Regions from separate parts of the Homo sapiens genome. Here region 2 is linked to region 1. Evidence: read pairs that join two places in POLR2A ChIA-PET (ENCODE). Cell type or tissue: GM12878. All regions are shown on one strand. Each heading gives the region's core, and the rest is flanking DNA. Links, peaks and the distances in the headings are about the cores only. Region 1 overlaps GNG4 (G protein subunit gamma 4). Region 2 overlaps LYST (lysosomal trafficking regulator).

Region 1 (15,410 bases), core at 7,838-10,337:
TCTTTCATGCACATCTCTGTATTCCCAGCTTGCAAAAAGCTGAGGGAAGAATGATTATTTCTATTATCTATCTGATTCTCTACTAAAGAGACAAAATGGACATCTAAAAATCACAATAACACAAAAACTCCACAATGTTTAAATGCTGTGAGCCGAAGACGGAGGGTCCTCCGAGCCTTTGCCTGGCCAGAGTACAGGTGAAAAGCACATGCCTGAAGAGCGTGGCTCTAGCAGTCCCTTCAAAGATCATCTAGTACTTCAGTCTGTGTGGCCAATTCCTTTTTTTTTTTTTTTTGAGACGGAGTCTCGCTGTATCACCCAGGCTGGAGTGCAGTGGCGTGATCTTGGCTCACTGCAACCTCTGCCTCCTGGGTGCAAGCAATTCTCCTGCCTCAGCCCCCCGAGTAGCTGGGATTACAGCCACGCACCACCACGCCCGGCTAATTTTTGTATTTTTTTTTTTTTAGTAGAGATGGGGGTTTCACCATGGTGCCCAGGCTGGTCTCAAACTCCTGACCTCAAGTGACCCACCCGCCTCAACCTCCCAAAGTGTTGAGATTGCAAGTGTGAGCCCCCGTGCCCGGCTGCCAATTCCATTTTGACATGATATTGTTTCAATAGAAAGGCTATTTTTACAAAGTAGAAAGTGACAGTTAGAGGAAAATGATAATTTTGAGTTTTCCATTTCATTTTTTAACTGAAGAAAAGACAAAAGCTGTCATATTCCAGCTCCTAGCATTATTCAAGAAGAATGAATTTTCTATAACCATTCCTCGGGCAAACCATTCATTTTTACATTCCTGAAGAATTAACTTTGTTAAAAAACAGGATGTCTTTGTTCCAGAGTATCAAGGTTTTGCTTAACATTGTGTGCAATTTTGCTTCTCATTTCATTTGCTTCCTATGAGATTTTTTTAGCGCTAAGACAGATCAAAGAAGGTTTCCTTGTTGCCTTTGGCTCCACTACCATTTCCTCTCCCAGCTCCTCAGCTAACTGGTTATTTGCTTGGCCAGTAGTGCTATTTGCAAACAGGCTCCTGAACACTGGGAGAAGATGGTTGCTGGTAAATTGCAGCTTGTGGGAATGTCTGCAACACACAGCTGACTTTCTGGAACGTGGGGAACCGCTGACCTCAAACGTAGGTTCAAGGAGGAACCACAGCCTGCTGAGGACCCACACTGAGGTGCTGGTGGATGCGGGCAGCTGCCAAGCTGATGAGGAAGGGTTTCCAAGAAGCAGGTCAGGGCCCCAGCCTGGCAAAGGGGCTCTGGGGCTCTGGGGGAGGGAACGAAGATTGATGTCTTTTGCAGGCCGACCCTGTGACCCACACAAAGCCACAAGAATGATATCCCTTTCCCTTGCTTTCTCCTCTTGCCCTGGGACAGTACTTTTCTTCCCCATTTTCCTAGCCTTCTTCTGCAAACTTCCCGGCATTTAAAAAAAATAAACTTTATTTTTTAGAGCAGTTTTAGGTTCATAGCAAAGGTGAGCACAAAGTACAGAGTTCCCACATAACTCCTGTCCCCAAATAGGCGCAGCCTCCCCCATGAACATCCTGCACCAGAGTGGTCCATTTGTGACCATCAATGACCCAACACTGACACATCAATATCACCTAAAGTCCATAGTTTACAATAGGGCTCACTCTTGGCACTGCACATTCTATGGGCTTTGACAGATGTCTAATGACAGGTGCTCACTATTATGGTGTCACACAGAGGAGTTTCCTGCTCCACCTATTCAACCCTCCCCAACGCCACATTCAGAGCAGGAGGTGCCTCCACCACAGCAACCACTGATCTTTATACTGATTCCATAATTCTGCCTTTTCCAGGATGTCATATAGTGGGAATCACAGTATGTAGCCTTTTCAGACTGATTTCTTTCACTCAGCAATACGTATGTAAGTCTCCTCTATGTTGTGTCATGACTTGATAGCTCATTTCTTTTTTAGTACTGAATACTATTCCATTTTCTGGATGTTTCACAGCTTATTTATCCATTCACCTACTGAAGAACATCTTGGTTGCTTCCGAGTTTGGGCAATTATGAATAAAGCTGCTATAAACATCTGTGTGCAGGTTTTCGTGTGAACATAAGTTTTCAACCCAGGAAAATTCCAAGGAGTGCAATTGCTATAGCATATGGGAAGAGGAGGTGTCGTTTTGTAAGGAACTGCCAAACTGTCTTCCAAAGTGGCTGTTGCATTTTGCATTCCCAACAGCAATGAACAAGAGTGTCTGCTTCTGCAGATCCTGGCCCGCTTTGTGTATTCTCAGGGTTGTGGATTTTGGCCATTCTAAATGGTGTGTAGTGGTTTCTCCTCCTTTTCATTTGCATTTCCCTAATGACATATGATGTTGAGCTTCTCTTCAAATGCCATCTTTGTATCTTTGGTAAGATGCCTTTTCAAAACTTTTGCTCATCTTTAATAGGATTTTGTTTTGTTTTGTTTTCTATTGAGTTTTAAGAGTTCTTTTGTATTCTGAGTGACAGCATTTATCAGATGTCTTGCAAATGTCTTCTCCCAATCTGTGACTTGTCTGCTCATTCTCTTGACTTTCCCAAGCTTTTCAAAGCTCATAGGGAGGGCCTGGGACTAGAGGGAGGCTAGTGAGGGACCTAGAACACAGAATTTAAAGAGGTGATCTATCTCAGGGCCTTGCAAGTGCGATGAGACACGGCCGAGTGCCTCTTTAAATTCTCACCTAATTCTGGTCCTGCTGATGTGGTCAGACCTCAGCTGCACTAATGTCCAGCCCCACCGTCTACTGAGCAAACTCGTCACTCTCTGATAGGACCTTTTCCGTGACCATTGCTGCCAAGACAGCAGCTTCATAAAGAACACCAGGCCGGGCACGGTGGCTGATGCTTGTGATCCCAGCACTTTGGGAGGCCAAGGCAGTCGGATCACCTGAGGTCAGGAGTTAGGGACCAGCCTGGCCAACATGGTGAAACCCTGTCTCTACTAAAAATACAAAAATTAGCTGGGCGTGGTGGCACATGCCTGTAATCCCAGCTACTTGGGAGGCTGAGGCAGGAGAATGGCTTGAACCCAGGAGGTGGAGTTTGCAGTGAACTGAGATTGCATCACTGCACTCCAGCCTGGGTGACAGAGTGAGACTCTATCTCAAAAAAAAAAAAAAAAAAAAAAAAAAAAAAAAAAAAAAAAAGAACTTAGAACCCAAATTAGAGACTGTCTTTGGGACTGGGAGACTTTCTCATGACAAACAAGAGGAAGAGAAATGCACCATCGCTACTCACAGACCTGAGGGAGGCTCTGTCACTTGGCAGCATGACTTTCTGAAAGCTGTCTTATCTCTCCTAGCCTGGGGTTTTCACACCTGTGGAATAGGTAAAATGCACTTACCCCATGACATAGTTTTTTGTTTGTTTGTTTGTTTTTGTTTTTTTGAGACAGAGTCTCGCTCTGTCTCCCAGGCTGGAGTGCAGTGGCCCAATCTCAGCTCACGACAACCTCCGCCTTCTGGGTTCAAGCAATTCTCCTGCCTCAGCCTCCCGAGTAGCTGGGACTACAGGTGTCCGCCACCATGCCCAGCTAATTTTTGTATTTTTAGTAGAGATGGGGTTTCACCATATTGGCCAGGCTGGTCTCAAACTCCTGACCTTGTAATCTGCCCGCCTCGGCTTCCCAAAGTGCTGGGATTACAGGCATGAGCCACCGCACCTGGCCGACATAGTTTTAGATGAAATGAGATCATGTGAGTGAAGGGTTTGGAAAACTGTCTGGTACGGCACAGGGGGCTGTGAGGAAGTGGCAGCTCTGATCACCACTGATGCATGCAGGAACCAGCTGCGGCAGTCAATCTGTGCTTCAGACTTGTGCTGCAGACCATTTACAATGGCCTCTCCCCAGGACACTGTTGGAAACTGGAAGGCTTCCGGGTATGTTAACTTCATCAGAGAGGAAGACTGGAGTATACTGAACTCTTTGAAAGGAAAATCAGGATCCTTAGTTTCAACCATGAGACTGGATAGTATTTTGTGATATCAACCAATACTTCCCCATTCAAGGAAGGGATGGGTGTGATGGGTTAAAATACAGATATGGGGCCGGGCGTGGTGGCTCATGCCTATAATCTCAGCACTTTGGGAGGCCGAGGTGGGAGGATCACCTGAGGTCAGGAGTTCGATACCAGCCCGACGAACATGAAGAAACCCCGTCTCTACTACAAATACAAAATTAGCTGGGCGTGGTGGCACACACCTGTAATCCCAGCTACTCAGGAGGCTGAGGCAGGAGAATGGCTTGAACCCGGGAGGTGGAGGTTGCAGTGGGCTGAGATTGTGCCATCGCACTCCAGCCTGGGCAACAAGAGCGAAACTCTGTCTCAACAACAACAACAAAGACAACAACAACAACAACAACAAAAAACCAGACATGGCCCAAGAGTCTTTCTGGCTTTTGTTTCCAAAAGCCTAAACCCCAGAGGTGAGAAAGAATTCAGAGTATCGGAGGAAAATGTCTTGGCCAGAAGCAGGAGGAAGAAGAGCATTGCCTGCAGGACCGGAGAGTGACCCTCTCTGCAAGCTGGGGTGGTTGGGGGCCACAAAGCCTTGTTAGGAGACGGGGGGGGGTTACAAGACCCTAGAACAAAATGGCCATTGGGTGCCCTGAAGCGGAGGAGGTCATGGGCAGTCTTGTGGAGAGTTTTGTGTCCCCAGGCAGGACCCAAGACCACCAACAGCAACCAGCCTAAAGGGTCCCCACCCAGATGATGGTGTCCTACGGGTCACCCAGTGGACAGATACCTGGTCCTGTGTAAGTTCTGGGGAAACACTGAGGCAACCCAAGCAGGCCAAACAGGCAGAATGCATGCTTCGATTTGCGTTTTAAAACATTTAGAAAAGTCACTTTTCCCCGCATATCTGAATATGGGGATTGAGACTCGCATCAGCCCTATTCACTTTGATCCGCAGGTGCTAGGTGGTGGCCCTTTTTAAAGACAGCTTCCCTGCAGGAAGCCCAGCCTCCTTTCTCTGTATGGCTTCTCTCAGGGTTTGCCATTCCCTTCACTTTTGCATTTGTAGAGTCTTCAGCTTCCTTTGGTTCTGAGCAGGACCCAGGAGATGGACATGCATTTCCTCTCTGACAAAACTGGCACTTGTTCTCCTTGGAAGCGATAAAGTCAAACATTTGCTTGAATTTTTTTTTTTTTTTTTTTGCTTTTTTGTTTGTTTGTTTTTAGAGATGGGGTCTCACTCTGTTGCCTAGGTTGGAGTGCAATGGTGCAATCACAGCTCATTACAGCCTCAAACTCTTGGGCTCAAGAGATCCTCCCACTTCAGCCTCCTGGGTAGCTGAGACCCTAGGCACGTGCCACCATGCCCCGCCAATTAAAAAAAAAATGAAGACAGGGGCTTGCTTTGTTGCCCAGGCTGGTCTTAAATAACTGGCTTCAAGCCATCCTCCCACCTTGGCCTCCCAAAGTGCTGGGATTACAGGTGTGAGTCACCATACCAAGTTGGGATAACTCTTCTGAAATGTCAAATGCAATTACAAGAAGCAAAAAAATTGGTCCCAACTTCTCCCATATGGTATGAAAAATTAAAGAATTTCAATGCAGTTGCCTTTACTCTCGGGGACCTAGGCCTCTTCCACTCGCATGCTTTTGCTTCCACTATTTTATCTACTTTACCCCTCCTTGACTCAGCACCCAACACTTCTTGTGAAAAGCCATCTCTGCCCTCCTTCAAGGGTTCATTCTGAGGCTACCAGCCTCTCAAATTTTTCTTTCTTTTTTCTTTCTTTCTTTTTTTTTTTTTTAAGATTGAGTCTTGCTCTGTTGCCCAGGCTGAAGTGCAGTGGCATGATCTCGGCTCACTGCAAGCTCCACCTCCTGGGTTCAAGCTATTCTTCTGCTTCAGCGTCCCGAGTAGCTGGGACTAGCATGCCACCATGCCCAGCTAAGTTTTGTATTTTTAGTAAAGATGGGGTTTTACCATGTTGGCTAGGCTGGTCTCGAACTCCTGACCTCAGATAATCTGCCCGCCTCAGCCTCCCAAAGTGCTGGGATTACAGGCATGAGCCACCATGCCTGGCTCAAAGCTTTCTTGAGCTGGGCAGCCACCTTGGTCCCTGGACCTGAGCACTCCCCTTCATTTCTATGACACTTCTGGGTTTTTACTGTCTTCATCACATTGTTCCCCTCTACTTATCCTTTCTCATGTTGGTGGACAATGAATTATTTCCAATATTTTCTTTTGTACAATGATGTTATGAGCATGTCTCTTGCACGATAATTTTTCCAGGGTAGATACTACAATAGGATTAGAGTTGGTGAGTAGAGATGCCACACATCTTCACTTTTACACTTCCCTGTCTGTTAAAATAGAATGAGTAACCTCCATTCCCCATAACTTCACATACACTAAACGCACACTCACAAAAGAGGCTGGTCATCTTTCTTCAAGACATTCAAGAATTCTCTTGTGGGACTATTTCAGAAAGGTCCCCACATTGTCAGCACCTTAAAGCTGCCAGATACACATCTTCAAATGCCGTAAGTACTTGAATGTTTGCTGCTGAAAACAGCAGCCTGTGACTCAACTACTTGAATAATCAAGACCAACAGCCTGATGATGCCACGCTCTCATCACTTATCAGATGCCGTCATCAAGGCTGAGCAGCAACAGCCGGGTGTTTTGTTTGTCCCGGGAATTCTGACGAAAGTACACGGTTTGCAAAGTGCCAGCCAGCACTGCCTGAGACAGCAATTCAAGGCCTCTGGAGCAGGGTCGCCTGTCATACGCAAGTCCTGTCTGATGGCTCAAGCTGCCCCAGGAATGACCAGAAAGTCACCGTGGGAGTGTGGACGCAGCTCAGAATGACCTAGACGCATGGCCTGTAGACTTGAGGGACACGGGCTCTGGAAGAGGAACTCTGAAATACTACTGTAGCTGGTGTTAGAAAATAATCAATTGGGTGGCCAGAGGCTGAGATGGCTGTTTTGCCTAGGATTCTGACCTAAGCAAACTAAACCCAACTCAATGTCAACAGTAAAATGAAACGTGAGCCTAACCAATCACCAGCTAATTTCTAATGAGAGACTCTCCTTTTTTTTTTTTTGAGACAGAGTCTTGCTCTGTCACCCCGGCTGGAGTGCCGTGGCACGATCTCGGCTCACTGCAAGCTCTGCCTCCCAGGTTCAAGCGATTCTCCTGCCTCAGCCTCCTAAGTAGCTGGAATTACAGGCACGCACCACCATACCCAGCTAATTTTTGTATTTTTAATAGAGATGGGGTTTCACCAGGTTGGCCAGGCTGGTCTCCAGCTCCTGACCTCAGGTGATCCGCCCTCCTCGGCCTCCCAAAGTGCTGGGATTACAGGTGTGAGCCACTGTGCCCAGCTGAGACTCTCCACTTTAACTGATCAAGTATTTTTTCTTTGTCTTGCTTCCAAGAACACCTTATAAATGTTTACCCCTCACGCCCCCTCAGTGGAGCCCTGAACCTCTTGCAGTTTGGTGCTGTCCAATTAATGAATCACCCTCTGCTCGGATAAACTCTCTAAAATTGTAATGTGCCTAGGTTGATCTTTCCACACTGGTTACATGCTGCTCTATCAGCTGAGAACCTCTGGGAAGCACCGTCCTGGAGCATGCAGCACTGAGGGCTGGTGGGCATTGATGCTCTGAGCGGAGGCTCGGTGCCTGGACCCTAAAGTGGCTTCTGCATTAACACTGTTTGCATGCCCAGCGTAGCTTACTTTTTTCTTTTCTTTCTTTCTTTTTTTTTTTTTCAGACAGAGTCTTGCTCTGTTGCTCAGGCTAGAGTGCAGTGGTGCTATCTTGGCTCAGTGCAACCTCCTCCTGGGTTCAAGCGATTCTCCTGCCTCAGCCTCCCAAGTAGCTGGGATTACAGGTGTATGCCACCACGCCCAGCCAATTTTTGTATTTTTAGTAGAGATGGGGTTTCACCATGTTGGCCAGGCTGGTCTTGAACTCCTGACCTCAGGTGATCCACCTGCCTTGGCCTCCCAAAGTGCCGGGATTACAGGCATGAGCCACCGCGCCTGGCCAGTTTTTTCTAATTCCTATGAGTGGCAATACGTGGATGAGTTCTCAGTTAACCAAAAGATAGCAAGAATACTTCCTTCTGTGCACACCTCAAACAGCAGAGTTTAAGTGAAGCCTGGGAGGGCCTGGGAGGTCACCAGCAGAGGGCTGTGTGCGGAGGCTTGCTGCTTCCCAGCTGAACAGCCCGTCATGCAGGGCAAGGCTTAGTTGACATGTTTTTCCTTCTTTCTTTTTTTAAGAGACAGGTTCTTGCTCTGTCAACCAGGCTGGGGTGCAGCGGCACCATCATGGCTCCCTGCAGCCTTAAACTCCTCCTGGGCTCAAGTCATCCTCCTGCCTCCTTCCTGAGGAGCTGGGATTACAGGCACACACCACCATGCCCAGCTAGTTATTTTATTTTTTGTAGAGACAGGGTCTCACTAGATTGCTTAGGCTGGTCTCCAACTCCTGGGCTCAAGCGATCTTCCCACCCTGGCCTCCCAAAGTGCTGGGATTACAGGCATGAGCCACTGCACCCGGCCAACATGTTTCTCATCTGTGTGCAAAGACTGAATACCTAGGCTGCAAAATGAGCTCCCAGAAATGAATTAGAAAATTCTGCCTTACAAGTACAAACAGAGAAGTGGTTCTGGAGATGTGGTTTAACCAACTGGAAAAAGTATTTTTCAGACAGGAGGAGTGGATGAGGAGCCAGGAGACTTGCTTTTAATCCTATTTCTATTTTTAAAAATTATTTGTATGACTTTGAACAAGGTTTTTTCTCTTTGTGTTTTAGTCTTCCCTTTTGTAACTGTCTGTCGTCTTCCTGCCCCAAAACGATTAGAATTAAGTAAAATGCCTCAGCTGGGAACAAAACCAAGATGACGACTTGGCACATTCCTAGAATATTAGACATTGTCATCGGCCTTTGTTGAGATTAAGTAACAACTTAATGGCTCGATTCTGAAAAAACAAAAGCAAAAAGAAAAAGAAAAAACGTAGTCACGTAGTTTTCATTCTAGATTAGAAGCATGGATGAAACCGAAAGACTATTCAAAGAAAATTGCTTTTAAAAGAGGAAGGAAGAACTAATCTTGAAGGCTGTCACCCACGGACACTGCTGATCATCTGTTCCATACATTCAAAGGATCTCTCTACGGTGGTTATTCAGACCTTGCAGACAGGCTGATGTCTGTTGCTCAAGTACGCCATGCATGGAAGAGAGTATATTGGCAGCAGTGAAAAAAAATATAGGACTCATTTAAAAAGCCTGGAAATAATCTGGATACTTTCCAGGAAAAACGATGTAGAGTCTGACGCAGTTGTTGTTGTTTTAATGAGTGACAGCCTGCTGCTGGTCCCTGCGATATGGTTGTTCATGGAGACTTGTCCCTGAGCAGCAGAGCTGGTGGTATGAATGGCAGGCTGGGGATGGAGACAAGCAGGGATAAGTTCCACTTCTTCCCAGGAGCCAAAAAAGCCACAGATGACAAGATCTGCCCTCTGTGCCAGCACCCCTTCACCTGAAATGACAGAACTTCTCATGTACCATATGGCGGGACAGTGCTGGGAAGCCTCCGAGCAAGACAGTCTGCCAGGGAGGCTGGCTCTGGTTATTTCTCTTTCCACTTTATTTTAAAATTTAAAAAATTTTTATTTTTGAGACAGGGTCTCATTCTGTTGCCCACGCTGGAGTGCAGTGGTGCAATCATAGCTCACTGCAGCCTTGAACTCCTGGGCTCAAGTGATCCTCTTGCCTCAGCCTCTCAAGCTGCTGGGACTACAGGTGCATGCCACTGTGCCCAGCTAATTTTTAAAATTTTTTGTAGAGACAGAAGTTCACTTTGTTGCCCAGGCTGGCCTCAAACCCTTGGCCTCTTGCAATCCTCCCACCTCAGCCTCCCAAAGTGCTGGGATTATAGGCATAAGCCACTGTGCTCAGCCTATTTCTCCTCTCAACCAGGAGTCACCTGGTGGTGGGTGAAGAAGCAGCTGGATGGGAGAAGTCCAACCAGGATAAGGCCATAAAAAGCAAGAAAAATGTACACATGGCCCAGCTCATGGACAGTCTTTATAAGCAAATAGGGAAGGATAAAAAGACGAGAATCCAAATGTGAGAAGCAGAAAAATAAAGCTCTGGTCCTAGGAAAGGTTCATGGTGGGAAATGGGAGGATTCGAAATCAGAGAGAGCTCAGATTGGGGTCCTACAGGATGGCACAGTTAGTTCCACTGGTCACTAACTAGTCCCCACTCCTCCAGGGAGGGTGAGGGATCAGCTAGTCTCAAAATTACCCTCCACCCCTGCACCAGGAAGACTCACTCTCTGTAAAGCTTCCCAGTCAATGCCCTTGTGTCACGAGTGGTTACTGTCTGGGGCCAGTGGCACGGGCAGTAAAAAGAATTTGCCAAGACAGTCATAGGTACAGAAATGCAGATTTATTAGCAAAAGCATGGAAATATGTTGCAAGAAAGCAATAGGCCAGTTAGCAAGAGAGGAGCTGACTGGAGGAGACAAAGGCTTCCTGGGGATTTTATAGGATGGAGCTTGTTCTGTGTGCTGGAGAGGGCTAAGTGCAGTATTGATAATGTCAAGGTGGCTGTGAACTAACTTGCATTTTTCTATCAACCGAGGGTCTGGTGATATCTGGGTGCAGGAAGATCGTGAGTCATTTGCGCAGATGGGCTATGTGTCCTAGACTATGAAGAAACGCAGATTTATAGCTTATCTGTATTTTCTTTCTGCTTTCCCTTGCTCCCACCAGCCTGGCTCCTTGTTCCTAATTAGGACCCCACAGTAAGGCTGCCTTCCTTTGCTGGCTGGACGCAGTGGCTCACGCCTGTAATCCCAGCACTTTGGGAGGCTGAGGCGGGTGGATCACCTGAGGTTGGGAGTTTGAGATCAGCCTGACCAACATGGAGAAACCCTGTTTCTACTAAAAAATACAAAATTAGCCAGGCGTGGTGGTGCATGCCTCCTACTCGGGAGGCTGAGGCAGAAGAATAGCTTGAACCCAGGAGGCGGAGGTTGCAGTGAGCCAAGATGGTGCCATTGCACTCCAGCCTGCGCGACAAGAGCAAAACTCTGTCTCAAAAAACAAAAAACAAAACAAAAAAAAGAAATACTTCCTTTGCTGAAGTCAGCAGCTGATAGAGGAAGGCAATACAAAGCCGGGTATAGACAGTGAATAAATTTAGAAAATGTACCAGAACATGGCATTGTTAATGAACCATGGAGCACCAGAAATGGAAGGATTTTGCAAACCATGGTTCCAATGGTTTTAAAGCGCAAAGTTTAAACATTTATAAATTAGGTCCCTTCTAAAGTCAATCAGACAAACGCAGTCTCTTACAGCCTCTTATGGTTTGGATATTTGGATATCCAAATCTCATATTAAAATGTGATTCCTTTGGGAGGCTGAGACGGGTGGATCACCTGAGGTCAGCAGTTCGAGACCAGCCTGACCAACATGGAGAAACCCTGTCTCTACTAAAAATACAAAATGATTCAGGTGTGGTGGTATGCGCCTGTAATCCCAGCTACTTGGGAGGCTGAGGCAGGAGAATCACTTAAGCCCAGGAAGTGGAGGTTGCAGTGAGCTGAGATCGCACCACTGGACTCCAGCCTGGGCAACAAGAGCAAAACTCCATCTCGGCGGGGAAAAATGTGATTCCTGATGTATGGAGGTGGGGCCTGGTGGGAGGCGTTTGAGTCATGGGGGTGGAGCCCTCCTGAGGCCTCCCCAGAAGCAGATGCTGGTGCCATGCTTGTACAACCTGCAGAACTGTCGGCTAAATAAACCTCTTTTCTTTATCAATCACTGAGCCTCAAGTATTTCTTTATAGCAACACAAAACCAACTAATACATGGCTGTATTTTCAGTATCTGTCGCCACAGAAGATACAACACGACAAAGCTGTGATTAATTCAGTAACATACTTAAATTCATCTTTATTAATCCCAAAGGCATCTATGCATACTTGCAAATTAATCAGCAGGATACAAACACATGGCAGTCGCAATTGCTCTACACAGGTTTCCTGGGTTGTGCACCTGTATTCAGAGACCCCTTGCAGTGGCTCTGAAGGCCCACCTTCCACCTTGAGGAAGCTGAAGGGCAGAAGACTGAAGGTAACTTAACCTCCTTAACCAACCAGTTAGTGTTTGAGAACCTGGTATTGCTGCACTGCCAGGGGACACCCAGGTAATGGCCAGGAACCCTCCTCTTGCTAGACAGGTAAGCCCAGACTAGTGTAGGGAGGAACTGGCTCTCTCTCTGTAGAGGGAGAATATCCTGAGAGACAGGGCTGGGCTGTTTTCACCGTGCTTCCTCATACCTGCCCCTCCTCTGACCAGCCAGAGTTATCCGCACTGCCTCAAGGAGAATGAGGACGATTACACAGAAGTGCAAAGAGGAATTTTGCTTTTTACTTCCAAAGCGGGTTCAGAAAGCCTTCTTCAGGAACAAGTTTTAGACGCTAAAGCCTTTGATTTATTTGAGGAAGGCTCTTTGGGGGTCTCAGAAAAGGGGAACCCCAAAGGCACCAGGTCCTGCGGTGAGGCCTGGGGCAAGGTCTAGGGGAGCCCCGTGTAGAGGAGAGCAGCTGGCACTGAGCAGCAGGCCTGCATTCCCTCATCTTTGCCACATGGGGAGCAGTGCCTGCAGCAAGCCACGGCCACGCAGAGGCACGGTGCCCACGCTGAGACCTCCCATCAGAGACCTCCCATCAGAGACCTGCGTATCTCCATGGGTCCTCCAGCAGGGCAATTGCCTGTGCCCTGAGATGTTGGTGAGCCTCAATCACATTCCTCCATACAACAATCTCATGTTAAGACCAGAGATCCGATGAACCCCCAAAGCAGGGTGGGATCCCCAATACTGACAGGCGATGGCATGCGGATGCCCCAGTGTTGTACTTCTGTACCTGGGAGGGACACATCGGAACTGGATTCTGGGACCCTATTTCCTTGTAAGTGCATTCTAGGTCTTTCCCTGCTACCCCAGCTGCTACCTCTTACCCCTAGGGCAAGAGGATACCCTAGGAACAGTGTGGAGTTCGAGTGGAAGCCCTGGGTGCCGTCCTTGCTCCTCTAGGCACCTTGTCCTGATGGTGATTCTCCTTTGAACCACAGTCTCCTCCTTCAAGAATGGGGATAAAGATCCCTGCCTCCCCACTGCACTCCAGCCTGGGCGACAGAGCCAGACTCCGTCTCAAAAAAAAAAAAAAAAATCCCTGCCTCCTGGCATTTCTGTAAAGATCAAGTGGACAGGGTACATGAATGCTTTTAGCAAACTGAAAAATGCTAATCAAATGCTAGTGATTGCTCCTTTGAAAATCCAAGCACAGCCTGCAAAATACTTGGAATATAAATTGAGCAGACATATCGGGAGTAGTTTCAGGTTATGCTTACGTGTCCTTTATTTAAAAAAACAATGCTTAAAACACCACCTAAAAATTCCTCTGACCACCTATTTCAGTCAAACGCTGGAAGATGGGGGATGCTTTATATTAAAGAATTAGAATGAGGCTGGGCGCGGTGGCTCACACCTGTAATCCCAGCACTTTCGGAGGCCAAGGTGGGGGGATCACTTGAGGCCAGGAGTTCAAGACCAGCCTGGGCAACATGGCGAAACCCCTTCTCTACGAAAAATACAAAAATTAGCTGGGCGCGGTGGCGCGTGCCTGCAATACCAGCTACTAGGGGAGGCTAAAGCATGAGAATCGCTTGAACCTGGGAAGTGGAGGTTGCAATGAGCCGAGATTGCACCACTGCACTCCAGCCTGGGAGACAGAGCAAGACCTTGTCTCAAAAAAAAAAAAAAAAAAAAAATTAGAATGAGGAAAACAATGATGAGGTGGAAACAGATGTTTGAACATAGGAGAATTTTCGATGCATAAGGATGCTGCGGGCACTTAACCAGATGTCTGCCCTTCACTACCTGGCCAGGGTGGCACTTTTAAACCATCTGATAATGGAGAGAGGCGGCACAGTCTGTATGGGCACACAGCTCACTCTGTGGCTGAAGCCACATGTGGGTGCACTGGGCCCAAGGAGCTGACCTCTGCTCTTGTGGCACTCCCAGTCCGGCACAGACTTGAGGAGACCACCGAAAAGGAGCCCAGGCCAATGGCCTGCAAAGCCACTTCCCTCTACTTGACCAAGAAGAGCTTCCCGGACCCTGGCTCCTGCCTGCGCATCTGGCCAGCTTCATCTTCCAATGCTCCTGGTCTCCGATAAGCCCCAGCTGCTGGACTGCTGTTTTTAAACCCCTTCCAGGCGGGAGGAACAGAAGAGAGGTGAGTGGACAGGTGCAGGCCCTGGAGCCTGAATCTGCTCCTTTCTAGCTCCGGAAATGTGGGTAATTCCCTTCACCTCCTGCTTTCTTCCCTTCAAAATAGAGGAATGGTTGTATTGGTTTCTATTGTGGCTACAACACATTACCATATATTTATGGCTTAAAACAATGCAGTTTTATTATTTTACAGTTCTGGAGTTCAAAAGTCTGAAATGGGTCTCGATGGACTAAAATCAAGGTGCCAGGAGGGCTGTGGGTGGAAGCTCTGGGGAGAGTTCGTATTTCTGCCTTTTCCAGTGTCTACAGCCATCTGCAATCCTGAGCTTGTGGCTCCTCCTGCATTTTTTTTTTTTTTTAACATTTTACTTTAAGTTCTGGGATACATGTGCAGAACGTGCAGGTGTGTTACATAGATATACGTGTGCCATGGTGGTTTGCTGCACCTATCAACCCATCATCTAGGTTTTAAGCCTTGCCTGCATTAGGTATTTGTCCTAATGCTCTCCCTGCCCTTGCCCCTCACCCCCCAACAGGGCTCGGTGTGTGATGTTCCCCTCCCTGTGTCCATGTGTTCTCATTGTTCAACTCCCATTTATGAGTGAGAACATGCGATGTTTGGTTTTCTGTTCCTGTGTTAGTTTGCTGAGAATGATGGTTTCCAGCTTCATCCATGTCCCTGCAAAGGACATGAACTCATTCTTTTTTATGGCTGCATAGTAATCCATGGTGTATATGTGCCACATTTTCTTTATCCAGTCTATCATTGATGGGCATTTGGGTTGGTTCCAAGTCTTTGCTATTGTAAATAGTGCTGCAATAAACATACATGTGCATGTGTCTTTATAGTAGAATTATTTATAATCCTTTGGGTATATACCCAGTAACGGGCCCTCCTGCATTTTTAAAGCCAGCCCAGCAGCATCCCCCACCTTCTCTCTCAGATGCGCCTATCTTCCTCTTATGAGAACCTTTGTGACGACACTGGGCCTGCCAGGTATTCCAGGATCACCTCCCCATCTCAGGATCTTTCCGTTAATCACATCTGCAAAATCTTTTTTGCTGTGTAAGATTCACAGATTCACAAGTTCCAAGGA
Region 2 (15,410 bases), core at 5,650-8,149, 100 kb after region 1:
ACTTATATTAACTGCTATGATACTTGGGCCATAAGCCAGAGGAGATGGTACAGTCTTCTTTTTAAAATTATATTTAAAAAAATGTTTGGAACTCAGACCAATCTATACATAGAGTGACAAAGAATGAACTCTAATAGTTCTTCCTTCTCTCTAGTTATACTGAATTGATACATTTTTGGAATCTGTCTAGATTTATGTAAATACAGACTTAAGCCTCTACTCACCGAACTTTCAACTGTATCAGAAGCATTATCTTCCACAAAATACATTCCACATTTACCTGCAGAAAGTAATTGGATATAAGGGTTTTAAAATGTATGTGCACACTACCATTCATGGTTTAATGCATGGTCTCTGGAGTCCTTTGGTCTGAATTTGAATCTCACTACCTCGACACAGTTCCTGGCACTCAATAAATATTTTTGAATAGTATCCATGAAGTCTTGGGCAAGTTGCTTTACCTCTTTGTGTCTTAATTTCTTTATTAAAAAAAAAGGTTGCAGGGAGCTCTATTTCACAGAGCTACTATGGAAATTAAATTAGAATATATGCAAAATGCATATGTGCTCAGTGCTAAATAAATGTTGGCTATTTATTATTACCATTATTCTTACATTACTAGCATATAGATTTGCTTTATTTTGTTCCACACTAATTGAAGTCAAGTGGTAAACCAAATTATCTAGCCAAAGGGAAATCCTTAATTATTTTGCAGACTGAGACACTCAATAGGGTAGAGTAGGCCCTAAACATAGCCTCCAACTTTTTCCTGTTTCATAGGCTGGCTGTTGCTAACCCATGTCCCTACATCGTGTTTTAAAATGTTGGGAACTTCTCTGAGGTTCCGCCCCCTGCATGCTCATCACCCTCGAGTAGTGAAGTAGTGAAGTAGTGAAGTAGTGGCATGGCTAGCTCAGAGAAGGGTACTATCTCCATCCTTGTGACGGTGGGGCTCAGTCCCAGCAGGCTTGAAGCTCCATATCTTGGACCTTGGAGGCTATAGCTTACAACATTCATTCTCGAATTTGAAGGTACATCAAATCACTGGAGGGCTCATCAGAACATAGACTGCTGGGCCCCACCCTCAGAATTTCAGATTCATCAAGTCTGGACTGAGGCGTGAGAATGTGCAATTCTAAGAAGCTCCCATGAGATGCTGATGCTACTAATTCAGGGTTCTCACACTTGGAGAACCTAGCCTACAGCATACAGATTGATTCTTTAAGGGAATAGAGATCAAGTGGTATAATTGTTTTCCTTCATATTTTGAGAATAAAATTTTCAAACAAATATAACTATATAGGTATCTATGGACTAACAATCTTGTCCTTTCTCTCAGAAGCACAATAGAGAATATAAATTATGGACAATCTTAAAATAGACATATTTCTTATGGACAGTTATATCTGATAAAATAGTAGGTAAGATATCAACAATTTTTCACTTTAAAAAATCTAAATTGGCATATAATAAAAGAAATGGTTAAATATAAATTTGCATATCATGAAGAAACAATTTTATAAAAACTAAAATGCTATTCATGTGCTTTTCAGAACACAAGATATCATTTCTTCACATTCATGACTCATATGCAATTACATATAATGTTAAGGCAAATTAGCCTATATGATACTACAGAAAGTTTATCCAATTTAATGGCATGCTGTCAAAAAACACTTTAAATAATCTAAGAATCAAATAAGGCAGGGTGAATATGTGCAAAATTCTTCAAAATTTGACTTACCTAGTAACAATTCACCAGCTGTCTCTCTAGATGGTGCAACACTGATGCATCTTCGATTCACTCTGTCAAAACATATTTAAAATTACTATGACTAAATGTTCTGACCAATTTCAGAGAGGATATGCTTTATTTTACCTAGTAAAAGATTTCTGCAAAGCAGACTAGATAGAGTTCCAATAGCATGAGGTATCTTGTCGAAACCCACATGAAAATATTAGCTCCTTTTTAGCATTCTATTAGAAGAGAAATGACTGAAACGCCTAGAAAAGGCTAATAATCCCTATAACCTGTAGACAGAATATAGAAATTAAGTTATTTAAAAGAGATATCAATATTTTATATTTTCTAATAAATAAGCAAACATTGTTTCATGCCTCTGATACTTCAGATACATTTTTTGTGTGTGCTCTATTTATTTTTGTATTATTATTTTGTATTATTTATTTGTTATATACTATTATTGTATTATTTACATTATTATGAAGGTAATTTATCAAATACATTTTTAAAAAAGCCTAGTATTCTAGGAAAAACAGAGGATTTGGAATCAGAAAGTTCCTTTGTGTTCTTAGCCAATTATCTTCTTTGTGTCTCAGTTTTTCATCTATGAAATGGGTATAATAACAACCACAATAACTGCAATGATAATACTATCAATAGTTAATATATAATAACATACTTAATACTCAACAACGCTATGATACCTATTATTATTTCTTCATTTAATAGATGAGGTAACTGAGACAGAGAGGTTAGGTAACTTGCCTAAGATTAAAGAGCTAGTAAGAGCAGGAACTGGAATCTAAACCTTTAATCACTACGTTATATTGCTGCTTGATGATACCACCAGCAGCTCTATCTATATTAATAGATAGAGATGTTAAACAGTCAATTACAAAATATGTGTGTGTATACATATATATGGGTATATATATATGTACCCATATATGTGTATATATATACATATTTATATGTGTGTGTGTGTGTGTGTGTGTGTGTGTGTGTGTGTGTGTGTGTGTATATGTAAACTAACAAGGGCCAGAACATGATGACTGAAATCCCATGAACTCTTGCTGTCAGAAATGTCATTTCCTTTTGGATTTTGGCCATATAACCTTGTCCTCCCTTGAGCCTTTCCTGTTTAGGATTTTTCTGAAAATGATGGCATTATATAAAATAAATATTACATAAACACTACAATAAGCTGTTGTATATTCATGAAAGAGTGAAGGTCTATTGATTCAAAGTTACCTTATAGATTCACTTGCAGCTTTGTCTTTGACAGTAGAAGAGAAAGAAGAATGAGTTTTGTCTTCAAACAGGTAAGAGAGTGGTGGTTTGACAACATCTGTTGAGGAGAAAAGTAAATATTATCTTTATCTAATGACCATAGTTCTCTGCTATATTTATATGTTGAGTCAAGAAGCCACTATTACCTTCTGATTTCTGTCTATCCCTAAGGAGATACTTATTTGGAATAGTTAAATAACATCTCTGTAAACGTCTCCTCTCTCGATTTGGCCCTTCTGTTGGATCCAACTGCCATGAGGTTGGATAGTAGATGGGGTCATACCATACTGCTCTGCAAGTAAAAAGATTAAAGGGTGTTTTAAGTGACCATCCAGGACTTGTAGCTATAAAAAAAATCATTATAGAGATTGAGTAAGTAAGTCACAACTGATCTGTTAATTTAAAAACTCCAAATGTTTATATATTTGATCAGGGAATGCATATACAAGTAGAAGTAATAAAATCTAAGTGTCTTTTTGCTCCTGAATCCCAGTCTCCCAGTTCCTCGCCTGAAGGCAAGCTCTGCTTCCAGTTTCTTTCAACTATTAAATTTTTTAAAAGATATGTAATGACTACTATGAACACTTTAGCAACATAATACAACATGCTGGATTTAATATGGTTAGGTAAATTTTTTTTCCAAATTAATTTTTTACATTTCCCATTTTGCATTTTTTTTTTTTTTTTTTTTGAGACAGAGTCTGGCTGTGTCGCCCAGGCTGGAGTGCAGTGGCGTGATCTTGGCTCACTGTAATTTCTGCCTCCCGGGCTCAAGCGATTCTCCTGCCTCAGCCTCCCAAGTAGCTGGGATTACAGGCTCCCACCACACCTGGCTAATTTTTGTATTTTTTTAGTAGAGATGGGGTTTCATCATGTCGGCCAGGCTTGTCTCAAACTCCTAGCCTCAAGTGATCCACCCACCTGGGCCTCCCAAAGTGTTGGGATTACAGGCGTGAGCGCCCTCACCTGGCCTCATTTTGCCTACTCTCTAATGAAACAAATAAAATCAATTTCTTTCTGTGGTATGAATCACATTTTTAAAAAGATTTTAAAATAAATTTTATCTTAGATGAAATAAGACAGGAAAAACATATTAAGTACATTTTTAGAAATAAATAAGAGAAAAAAATACCCTTATTCATACCCTAAACATACCAAAATACTGGTAGCGGTTGTTGTCTTTTTTTTTTAAAACGTGCATCTGTTTTTAATTTGTAGTTATGATCATTATGATCATTTTTCTATAACTTGCCTTATTTTACTGAAACAGTATTATCTTTATCTCATCATTTTGAATGGCTGCCCAATAAAGAGGTAGATGCATTGTAATGTATTTAACCATATTACGGTTTATAACTTGTTTCTAATTCATTCACTAGCATAAATAATGCAGAGATGAAAACTTTTATGTTTACTTTCTTTTTCTTTTTCTTTTTTGACAGGGTCTCATTCTGTTGCCCAGGCCAGAGTGCAGTGGCATGTTCATAGCTCACTGTAGCCTTGAACTCCTGGGCTCAAGTGATCCTCCCGCCTCAGCCTCCCAAAGTACTAGACTACAGGTGTGAGCCACTGTGCCTGGCCTGCCTTCCATATTTCGAATATTTTCCTTAGGATAGAATCACTAAAATAGGATAACTGAAGCTAGAAGTAAAATGTTTTTAGGATGATTAATACATATTGTCAAAATGTACAATGCCACCAAAGTTCTGAGTAAGGACAGCTAATATCCTGCGGTGAATATTAGCAGCCAAAATTTTTGTTAACATAAAAAGTAAAATGTGGTATCTAGAGGTTCTAGAAAACCAAATTAGCCTCTAGCAATATTGAATATTTTCCCGTGTGTTTGGTAATTCATTTGTCTTATGTGAGGAATGTGTTCATGCCTTTTGCTCATTCAAACTTCTGGGATCATAATATTTTACTTTAGAATCTGTGTAAGTTTTTCAAACAATAAAAATAACTTTATTTGCTGAAAATATATTTCCAGGCTTTTTTGTTCTTGTTATGGTTGTTAAATACACTGGAAAAAATTAAGGTTAAAATCCATTGATTTATTTGCAGTTTCTTCTATTGCATTTGAGCTTAGAAAGTCATCTATCCTTCAAAGAGTTGACAAATATCCTATTATCTTCTACTTTATAAACTTTTCGAGTAATTCTTTTATCCATATGGAATTTACTTTAGTGTCTAATGTTTAGTGTATTTTAGTACACCAAAGTCACATGAATAAGTTATCTTAACTAAATTTAGAGAATAATACCTTGATTTCCCGCTTTTTGTTATTTGTAATACATATTTTAAATTAGTTAGAAAAATATATTTTTCTCAACCATCCTGTTTCAGTGATTTCTCTATTCTTTTACAGACCATATTTTAAAATTAAGCTAATTTTACTATCTAGATGAGCTACTGCCCCCCTCATTACTTTTCTTCCTCAAGAATTAAAAAAAACTCATATGATTATTCTTTAAGATGAAAAAAACATCACAAATGATTAAACAAAAAATTGTTTAATGAAATGATTTTATGAGTCTGAATTCCGGAATACAAATTCCGTTTAACATCAATATCTTAAATCTTCATGGAAGACAATTTTAACTGACCTCCCGCAGCTTACCTATCATGTGTCAGCTGCTGAATAAGTTCCTGCCAATGTCTGCTGGCACTCAAATCTACTTTATACATTCCTCTAATATGCTGGATCACCTTTTTTCTCTCATTTCCTTGGGAGAGAGACACTGCCTGGGTGATATCTGCAGCTATTTTAGATATATCCTTTGATTTTGAATCCAGACGCTGAAAGAGACTAAACAAATAATAAGATTGTCCATAGTTAAGCATACATGGAACGTATTTATCAGAACATGATACTTTAAAACTAAAAGTATATGTGAAATCTAATGGATTCCTAAAATACATGCCTTTGGAACATATAAAATCTTACCTTTGTTGATTATTGTTAACTGTTTTCTGCCAAGCAGCTTTATTCACTCCTTCTTCAGTTTCATATTTCTTTTGTTCCTAGAAGATTTAGATAATAATATACTATATAAAATTTATTATTTCTCACCTAACATTGTCACAGAGCCCAACAAACTAATTTTAAAACCCAGTTAACAAAGGAAAAACAATTGTCCCTAGGAGACCAGAATATTAAAATAAATGAACCATCTAAACAATGTTATAATGTTATAATTCTGTGTCTATATAATTTAGGTCACATAAGTTAGAGTAGAATGGTTAACCAGGGTTGCTAAACCTGATGAGTTTACATAGTTGCTTGCCTCCTTACTCTGCTTTTTCATTAAAGAACCTCTAACTCAAGGTATGCTTCAGCTTGCTTGTCACTTTAAAAATCTTTCCTTCACTGAAGGCTACTGATAATGGATACTGATGACCACAGAGAACAAAATGCTCCTTAAAATAAGCCTATTTTTTCTCACATAGACAAAAGCAATATAGTATATAGGAAAAATAAAATAAAATAATCATTTCAAGTTCATCATCAATGATAGCCTGTTCTTAAAAAAGTAGTGTCAATCATTCTTTATCTATGATGGAATCTCCTAAGAAAGTACTATGGTTTCATTGACTCACCTCTTTGATCATTTTAATAAGGTCTGCTTTTGTTGATGCACTGGGAGGGATGCACTTGTGACCACATAACTTCAAAGCATTCATAAGCAGTTCTGCTGTGCCTAGCTCTTCTTCAGTCAATTCACCTTGGTGATTATGTATCAACTCTGACAAATACAAAACTAACTTGGCTCCATGCTTTAAAAAAAGTAATAATTTTTTAGTCATTTAGAATTTTAATTCTTACATTTAAATTACTTAGTAGTAATTAAATTATATTGCTAGATTTATTTGGTTGCATCTGATTTAAATAAAGCACCTACAAAAGACATTCTGAGGATAAGTACAGAAATCTGATTATGCACTGAGTATTTGATGACAGAGGATTAATGCTAATTTTGTTAGATGTAATAATGTTATGTTACATAGGAAAACATTTAAAAAAAAGAATTTAGAGGTAAAATATCATAATTTCTATATATATGTTAAAATAGTTCAGAAAAAGAAGAAATGATGTCAATATAATAAAAATAGTAACAACTGTTAAATCTAGGTGATGGTTCCATGGTATTTATTACGCTATTCTTTCTAGTCTCTGTATGTTTGAAATTTTTTCATATAAAATATATTTTAAAAAGCAAGCAAACTAGCCAGCTAGCTTTTGGGGAAAGAATTTTGGAAAGGACTTGCTAAAGGAATACAGGAAAGAAACTGGGATAAAGGAAGATAATTTTTAGTTTTTCTCACAGAAAAACTGAACTAGAAGGGAAAGCTTCCTTTAGACCTTAAAACTTACTGACTCTTCTTCCTTTGGTGAAATTTCTGGAACTAAAACCTATCTTTAGTTTGTAAGCATTCACTACTCCCTAGAACAAAAGGTGAAAAACTCGCAAACCCCACGCAGACAATTCTATGTATGTATCCATGGCAGAGTTGTTTTAGCCAATCTTTTATTAACAGGCCCTAAAACCAAAATTCACAGTGTTACTTAAGATAATGACAATTGGCCTTTGCAGCACAGACCTAAACCAAACGTTCATTCACGGTTTTTTAAGTGGCCCTTACATGCTGTAGATATTACACCTGATTCTACTGTGTACAGTATGTATTATTTAGACAATAATGTTGCCAACAAGTTAAACATATATATTTTACTTTAAAAATCAGCATTGACACAAATATCACTGTATTTAGTTTTATGACATTTTAAACTGTGAATAGTATTAAATGTCAGCAAATGGATCTGGAAATGATTACATTTTGGGTGATATTTAAATTAACATGCTGAATCACATCGTGTCATTTCCCAAAAGCAAAAGATGAACATATGCAATGGTGAAAATAGTACAGCTCATTTTAATGCAACATTTTAAATTAGTCAGAGACAGCTGCTACCTGACCAAAAGAGAAAAATGAACAGAAGCTCTGTGAGTAAAAGGCCTAAAGAGTTGGCAAATAAATAAAAACGGTACATGACTAAAAGACTTTCCTAAGTGTGTCTTAAAGGTAATGATCTTGATATAACTTTAAAAATATTTCAGTTTGGTATTCAATGACATTCAAAAATTATCTTGAAAAACTATCAGAAATGTTTTTATTCATTGTGAATATCAAAGGAAACACATGATTTTCTTAAACGCTTAAGTTGTTTCTAATATCTCATTTTAATACCCTCTGATCACTTACTGATGATCATTTCAGGGACTATAAAAGGTGTCACTGGGAATAGATAACAAAAAACTCTTATTTTCAGCCCTTAAAAAACTGATTTAAGGAATTGAATCTGTTAAACATGAATCCTTAGAAAATAATAAAGTGCTAAAATATGTAAAATATTTCTTTTCAAAGAAGGTTCTAAGAAGGAAGAGTTCTGAGTAGACTACAGAAAGGGAGAAAGGTTTTAAAGAAGGTATAGAGTGATCTGGGTCATGGCCAAATGAATGGATAGAATGAGGATATAGATAGACAAAGGAGAGAGAGGTGTTCTGTGCTGGTGGACAATATGAATAAAACAGCATGACTGTAAAAATAAACAGGATGTGAAGAGGTTGCAAGACACAAAGATATGATTATCTTGAAAAGAAGAGGGTCAGCAGGCTGGAGAGTTAATCAGAATCAAGTTGTAATGGCAAAGAAGTCTGGGGCTTAAAAAATCCAGGCACATTCCAAATGAAATACAAATTAAATGTATGCAGCTGTGAAAAGGCATAAAGAAGATCACTCTGTACTACTATGTAATAATGATCTCTAGGATATACTAAGTGAAGAAAGTAAGGTGCAGAAGAGTGTGTATACTTTGCTATCTTTCTTTGTGTTATGAAGTAGGGGACAGAATATTTACATGTGTAAATACATGTATACATAGATTTGCTTGTATCTTCAACAGAAAAAAAAAGTCAGTTACCTACACAGAGAGGGAAAAAATAAGAGGAGCGGAAAGGGATAAAAGCTAGAACCTCTCTGAATGTGCTGTTTCACAACGTTGCTTTTAGAACCATGTAGACATTTCACATGATTAAAAACAAAATTAAGCAAACAAACAAAAACCCAAAGGAATCCCAAAAAACTATAAAACAAACTGGAAAAAAAAGCCTACCTACCTATCTAATTGGTTGAAGTTGGCAGCCTGACCAAATAAAGAAAACTATTTTAAGTGCTTTTATAATACAGTATTTTCACTGTATAACCATAATAGTATGCTAAGAAAAAAAGAACCACAAAGACATCTTCAACTGCACTCAGCAGGATTGTTATTAGTGATCATGTTGATCATCTTATTTTGAAAATGTTATATATGTAGAAAGACAAGGCAAATAAGTGATTATGTTAATGTTAGGAACCAAGATATCAACATTAGTAAGAAATACAAATAAAAGAATCCAAGAAAAAGTGAAAGTATAAACTCATGACTTGTCTTTCTAAAAAAATACTTATTTCCTAGCTTTGTCCACTAAAAAAGGCTGAGAAGAAATGACAACCCAGGAGAAATAAACATACCTAGTCCTTAGATTTGTAGTCTCTAAATACTATCATCTCCTTAAAAGGATATAAGGTCTTCTTGGGAGGGAAGTTAGGTTCTAGGTTTGGGGAAGGAATTGCATAAGGTGGGCCTGGGACATTCTTCTGTGCCAGAAAACAAGGAAGTTTAATCATATTAACTTGTTAAAATGAAAAAGGCCATGTCGACACAACAACTTGAATCTACAGAGGTGTTAATTTTAATATCAAACTGAATAATGACTGCAATAGACTAAAACACATAACATTTATTTTAAAATACCTGAGCTCCTAATGACACTCCAAAAATAAAAACAAATACAAGAATTAGAGGCTACTAGGGGCATGAATTCATCATTCCAAAAATTAATAAACAGGGAAGGAAACAGCATTTATCCTGCTTTTCCTTGACTGACTGTATTTAAAGGTAGCGAAGGTGCTGGAGCCGCTGCCGACGAGTCTGGATCTCACTGCCGCGTGCCCCAACACCCGCCGGACGTGCATTCTCGATTCCTTTTGTTTCCAAGTCCAATATACTCTCAAGTATACGCTCAAGGATCAGCTTATTCACAGTCTTCTAAAGGAAGAACAGATCCTCCAGAATAAGATTACAGTTGTTGGGGTTGGTGCTCTTGGCATGGCCTGTGCCATCGGTATCTTAATGAAGGACTTGGCAGGCGAACTTGCTCTTGTTGATGTCATGGAAGACAAATTGAAGGGCGAGATGATGGATCTCCACCATGGCAGCCTTTTCCTTAGAACACCAAAGATTGTCTCTGGCAAAGACTATACTGTAACTGTAAACTCCAAGCTGGTCACTATCACGGCTGAGGCACATCGCAAGAGGGAGAAAGCCATCTTAATTTGGTCCAGTGTAATGTGAACATCTTTAAATTCATCATTCCTAATGTTGTAAAATACAGCCCGAACTGCAAGTTGCTTATTGTTTCAAATCCAGTGGATATCTTTGACCTATAGTGGCTTGGAAGATAATGGCTTTCCCAAAAACCATGTTATTGGAAGTGGTTGCAATCTGGACTCAGCCCAATTCCGTTACCCAATGGGGGAAAGGCTGGGAGTTCACACATTAAGCTGTCATGGGTGAGTCCTTGGGGAACATGGAGATTCTAGTGTGCCTGTATGGAGTAAAGCAAATGTTACTGGTGTCTCCCTCAAGACTCTGCACCCAGATTTAGGGACTGACATAGATAAGGAACAGTGGAAAGAGGTTCACAAGCAGGTGGTTGAGAGTGCTTACGAGGTGATCAAACTCAAAGGCTACACATCCTGGGCCATTGGACTCTCTGTGGCAGATTTGGCAGAAAGTATAATGAAGAATCTTAGGCGGGTGCACCCAATTTCCACCATGATTGGTGGAATAAAGGATGATGTCTTCCTTAGCATTCCTTGCATCTTGGGAGAGAATGGAATCTCAGACCGTGTGAAGGTGACTCTGACTCCTGAGGAAGGGGCCCATTTGAAGAACAGTGCAGATCCACTTTGGGGGATACAAAAAGAGCTGCAATTTTAAAGTCTTCTGATGTCATACTATTTCACTGTCTAGGCTACAATAGGATTTTAGTTGGAGGTTGTGCATATTGTCCTTTTTATCTGATCTGTGATTAAAGCAGTGATGTTAAGATGGATTGGGAAAAACATCAATTCCTAAGGTTAGAAATAGGAATGGTTTGTAAAATCCTACAGTATATTCTGTAGGTACTATATCCTGTAGGTAGCTATAACTTGTAGTACCATTCTGTAGGCTGGATGGTACTAATCTTGTGTAGTCCTAAACTGGTTTGTGTGAAATAGTTCTGACACCTCTAAGGCACCACTGCCAATGCTGCACATGCTGCAGTTGGCCCTTGAGCCAGATGGATGTTTACCGTGTGTTATATAAATAACTTCCTGGCTCCTTCATTGAACATGTCTAGTCCAACATTTTTTCCCAATCAGTCACATCCTGGATCCAGTATATAAATCCAATATTGCATGTATGGTGCATAATTGTTCCAAAGGATCTTATTTTGTGAACTATATATATCAGTAGTGTACATTACCATATTATGTAAAGAGATCTACATATAAACAATGCAACCAACTATCCAAGTGTCATACTAACTAAAACCCACAATAAACCTTGAACAGTGAAAAAAAAAAATAGAAAAAAAAAAAAACGTAGTCAAATAGTTGACAAGGGAAAGTTCTTCCCTATAGTAAAGTCAGAGCTTATAGATGCTGATGGAATGAGAGACTTAGAGAAATCACTATTTTGTAACTCTTTAATGAAAAAGTGGATCTTGGCAATTATCATCAGTGGCTGCTAAAACTATTAGGTTAAAGATAATATCCTCAGTCTTCGTGGGTGAATAAACAACTGGCCTTGGTGACGAAATGGATTGAGAAAGAGAAGAAAAAGTCAACGACAACCACAGTTAAAAATTTCAAGCTGAAATTCAATAATGATACCACTGACAGACACGAAGTAGTGGGAAAGGGAAGATGGTATGAGAAAAAGTGGACTGTTAACACCGCAGTTGAATTTTGATGGATAGCAACTTTGCTGAGTATAAAGGAAAGAAAAAAACACCATTTCAAATTCTCCACAGAAGGAAAATACAGGCTAAATATGCTTCTGTCTTGGGAAAAGGAAGACAGTGCCCTCAGTGTACTTGAAAGTGTCTTAATACTGGAAAAAGCACCTAAAAGTATTCCTTCCAGATAGTTTTGACTCCTAATATGATATGTGTTTTCCATGTATTAAAGGGGATACCTATCCTTTTTAATATATCCTCTCTCATCTCTATTGAGGTATAACTTACATATAATAAAGCATAGATATATTAAGTGTTTCTATGAGTTTTGACAATTGCATACATCCATTTAACCACTACTCAAAATAAGACCTTATTTTTATCACCCCAGAAAGTTCCCTTAAACCTCTTTCCAGTCAATTCCCTTTCTCACCGTCCCCCTTCCACAGAGACAACTACTGTCCTGAATTCTATCGTCATATCTTGGTTTTGCTTGTTCCTTCAGATGAATAGAATCACAGATTGTACTCCTTTGTGTTTGGCTGTCCCTTTCCCCACTCAATGTTTCTGAGATTCATCCATAATGGTAGATGTACCAGTAGTCTGTTCCTTTTTAGAGCTGTATAATAGTCTATATGGTGCTGTAGAATAGTCTATACAGATTTCTCTCTACAGGTATAAAGAAATCACAATGTGTTTGTACATTCTTCTGTTGATAAGCATTTGAATATTTGTAGTTTTTGGCCATTATGAAAAAGGCTGACATAGATATTCTTAAACAAGCTTTTTTATGAACATATGTTTTAATTTCTTTTTCAGGTAAATATCTAAAAATGGAGTAACATGGTGACAAGTTAAATATATGTTTAATTTTTTAAGAAACTGTTAAACAGCCCTCCAATATGGTTTAATGTACCTTTTAAACTTTCCAACTACCACTCTTGAAGTGATAAACTTTATACACTCTGAAATTCTTTTAGGTATTTTGGGTTTGATTATTCCAAATGATTAATAATTTTTATCTATTTTAACTGACCACATATATTTTTGAGATATGTTATATATACTGTTGTTTGAGCTATTCAATATAGATGTTTCACAGGTAATATAATGCTTTTTTAAAAAGCCTCCAAACAATCCTTAAATAAAACACTTCAAGATGTGTTAACACATTACAAAGTTTCTGACAGAAACTCTGAAACAGAACTTCTTAATTTAGGCACTAGAAAAAAGATTGGGAAATAAACACAGAGGTTAAATTGAGCCTGTGTGAAAGCACCTGAGAAAGACCTTAGGTTAAATTTGCTTGGTAAGAAAATTATATTTATAAATTAGGCATGAACATTCAGTTTAATTTCAGTTCTTGTTTTATTCAGACTTTGTATTTCACCAAACGTTTTACTTCTCTTATCAAAGCTGAGATACTTACTTGTAGGGATGGGCTGAGACAGTCTCGTAGTATTTCCTGATGATTTGGTTCATGAACTATTTCAAAAATTTGCTTTCTCTCTTGTGCAGCGTGGGCTGGCGACAAAATATGCACTAGTAGTCTCCCAAGCTGCATTCGGAAGGTCTCCTTACAAGACCACAGAATTTTAGTCCATTGCTGCTTGGAACCACTGGCTTTACTTGAACCCTAAAATCAATCAAGATAGGAATGAATTAGGATCAGACTGCTTAAGCAATACCATGCTAGCCTCAACACAGCCCTAAAGAAGATTATGGAACACGTTTTATTCCAGATTGGTTTTAATAGTCAAAATTAGAAAGAGATATACATATCCATACACATAGGAGTTTAAAAGAGATGGGCATACAACATTCATAGCAGCATCACTCAAAATAGCCAAAAGGTGGAAACAGTCTGAACGTCCATCAGTGGATGAACAGATAAACAAAATGTGGTATATACATACAATGGAATATTATTCATCCTTAAAGAGGAAGGAAATTCTGACACATGCTACAACATGGATGACCCTTGAGGACATTATGCTAAATAAAATAAGCCATATATAAAAGGACAAATATTGTATGCTTCTATTTGTATGAGATATCTAGAACAGTCAAACTCACAGAGACAGAAAGTAGAATAGTGATTACTGGGTAATGGGGGAAGGGGTGGTAAAAGTTATTATTTATTGGGCACGGAGTTTCATTTGGGATAATTAAAAAGTTCCGGCCGGGTGTGGTGGCTCACACGTGTAATTCCAGCACTTTGGGAGGCCGAGGCAGGTGGATCACCTGAGGTCAGGAGTTCAAGACCAACCTGGACAACATGGTGAAACGCTGTCTCTACTAAAAATACGAAAATTGGCTGGGTGTGGTGGTGGGTGCCTGTAATCCCAGCTACTTGGGAAGGTGAGGTAGGAGAATCGCTTGAACCTGGGAGGTGGAGGCTGCAGTGAGTTGAGACTGGGCCACTGCACTCCAGCTGGGGAGACAGACTGAGACTCCATCTCAGAAAAAAAAAAAAAGTTCCTAGAGATGGATGGTGGCAATGGTTGCACAACAATGTGAATATACTTAGTGCCACTGAATGTATCCTTAAAAATGGTTAAAATGGTAAATTTTATGTTATATATATATATATATATCTTACCACAGTTTAAAAGAAGACATGGACAACGAAGCTAAAGTCCTAAGCCATGAAAAAATTACCAAAGGCTCAAAAATTATAAATTAAAAAAAAGCATCAAAGAACAATGATAAATAAGCCTACACTGATTTTGCAATAAAAAAGAGAAAGGATTCATAATAAAGACTTGAATTGTGCTACATTATTGAGTATAATAGTCACAAATTAAGCACTGCATATAGCAGTACCCCCTTACCTGTGGTTTTGCTTTCCACAGTCAACCATGGTCTGAAAATAGTTAAGTACCGTATAATAAGGTATTTACTCATTGTAAAAAGGGAGAGACTACATTTACGTAACTTTTATTAAAGTATATTGTTATAACTCTTGTTTTACTATTATTGTTAATCTCTTACTATGCTTAATTCATAAATTAGACTTTATCATAGGTATGTATGTATGTGAAAAAAAATAGTATATACAGGTTTCAGTACCATCTGTGGTTTCAGGCATTCACCAGGGGTCCTGGAATGTATCCTCTGAAGATAAGGGGAAACTACTCTATGGGTTTACCATAGAGTATTCCCTAACAATTAACCAATTGTTTTAACTATGGTCCCACTAAGCCTAGCCAAATGCTGATCAAATCACCTGTATCTGGTTCAAAACTGGAAGCAGTACATTCAGAATT

The links. Peaks named below come from ENCODE experiments on the same cell type or tissue, not always from the same donor. Only the 100,000 strongest peaks of a DNase experiment are listed, where the experiment ranks them.
Region 2: POLR2A ChIA-PET joins it to region 1 with 5 read pairs; 3 of 35 experiments call an interaction of 5 or more read pairs at or near these places.

The regions. Positions count from the first base shown.
Region 1 is chr1:235,623,826-235,639,235 of GRCh38, forward strand. All of the region lies in intron 1 of GNG4 (G protein subunit gamma 4), which reads right to left. Among named protein-coding and RNA genes, the nearest start is that of GNG4, 18 kb to the right of the region's middle. In GM12878, for the core only: no CTCF peak of the experiment used is centred there; a DNase peak (open chromatin) is centred at 9,166; H3K4me3 peaks cover 585 bases.
Region 2 is chr1:235,727,852-235,743,261 of GRCh38, forward strand. LYST (lysosomal trafficking regulator) reads right to left here. Exons shown (of 53, transcript NM_000081.4): 31 at 13,571-13,777; 32 at 6,632-6,808; 33 at 5,979-6,055; 34 at 5,652-5,840; 35 at 3,181-3,326; 36 at 2,996-3,092; 37 at 1,745-1,806; 38 at 225-280. It also overlaps the pseudogene LDHAP2. Among named protein-coding and RNA genes, the nearest start is that of GNG4, 86 kb to the left of the region's middle. In GM12878, for the core only: no CTCF peak of the experiment used is centred there; no DNase peak of the experiment used is centred there.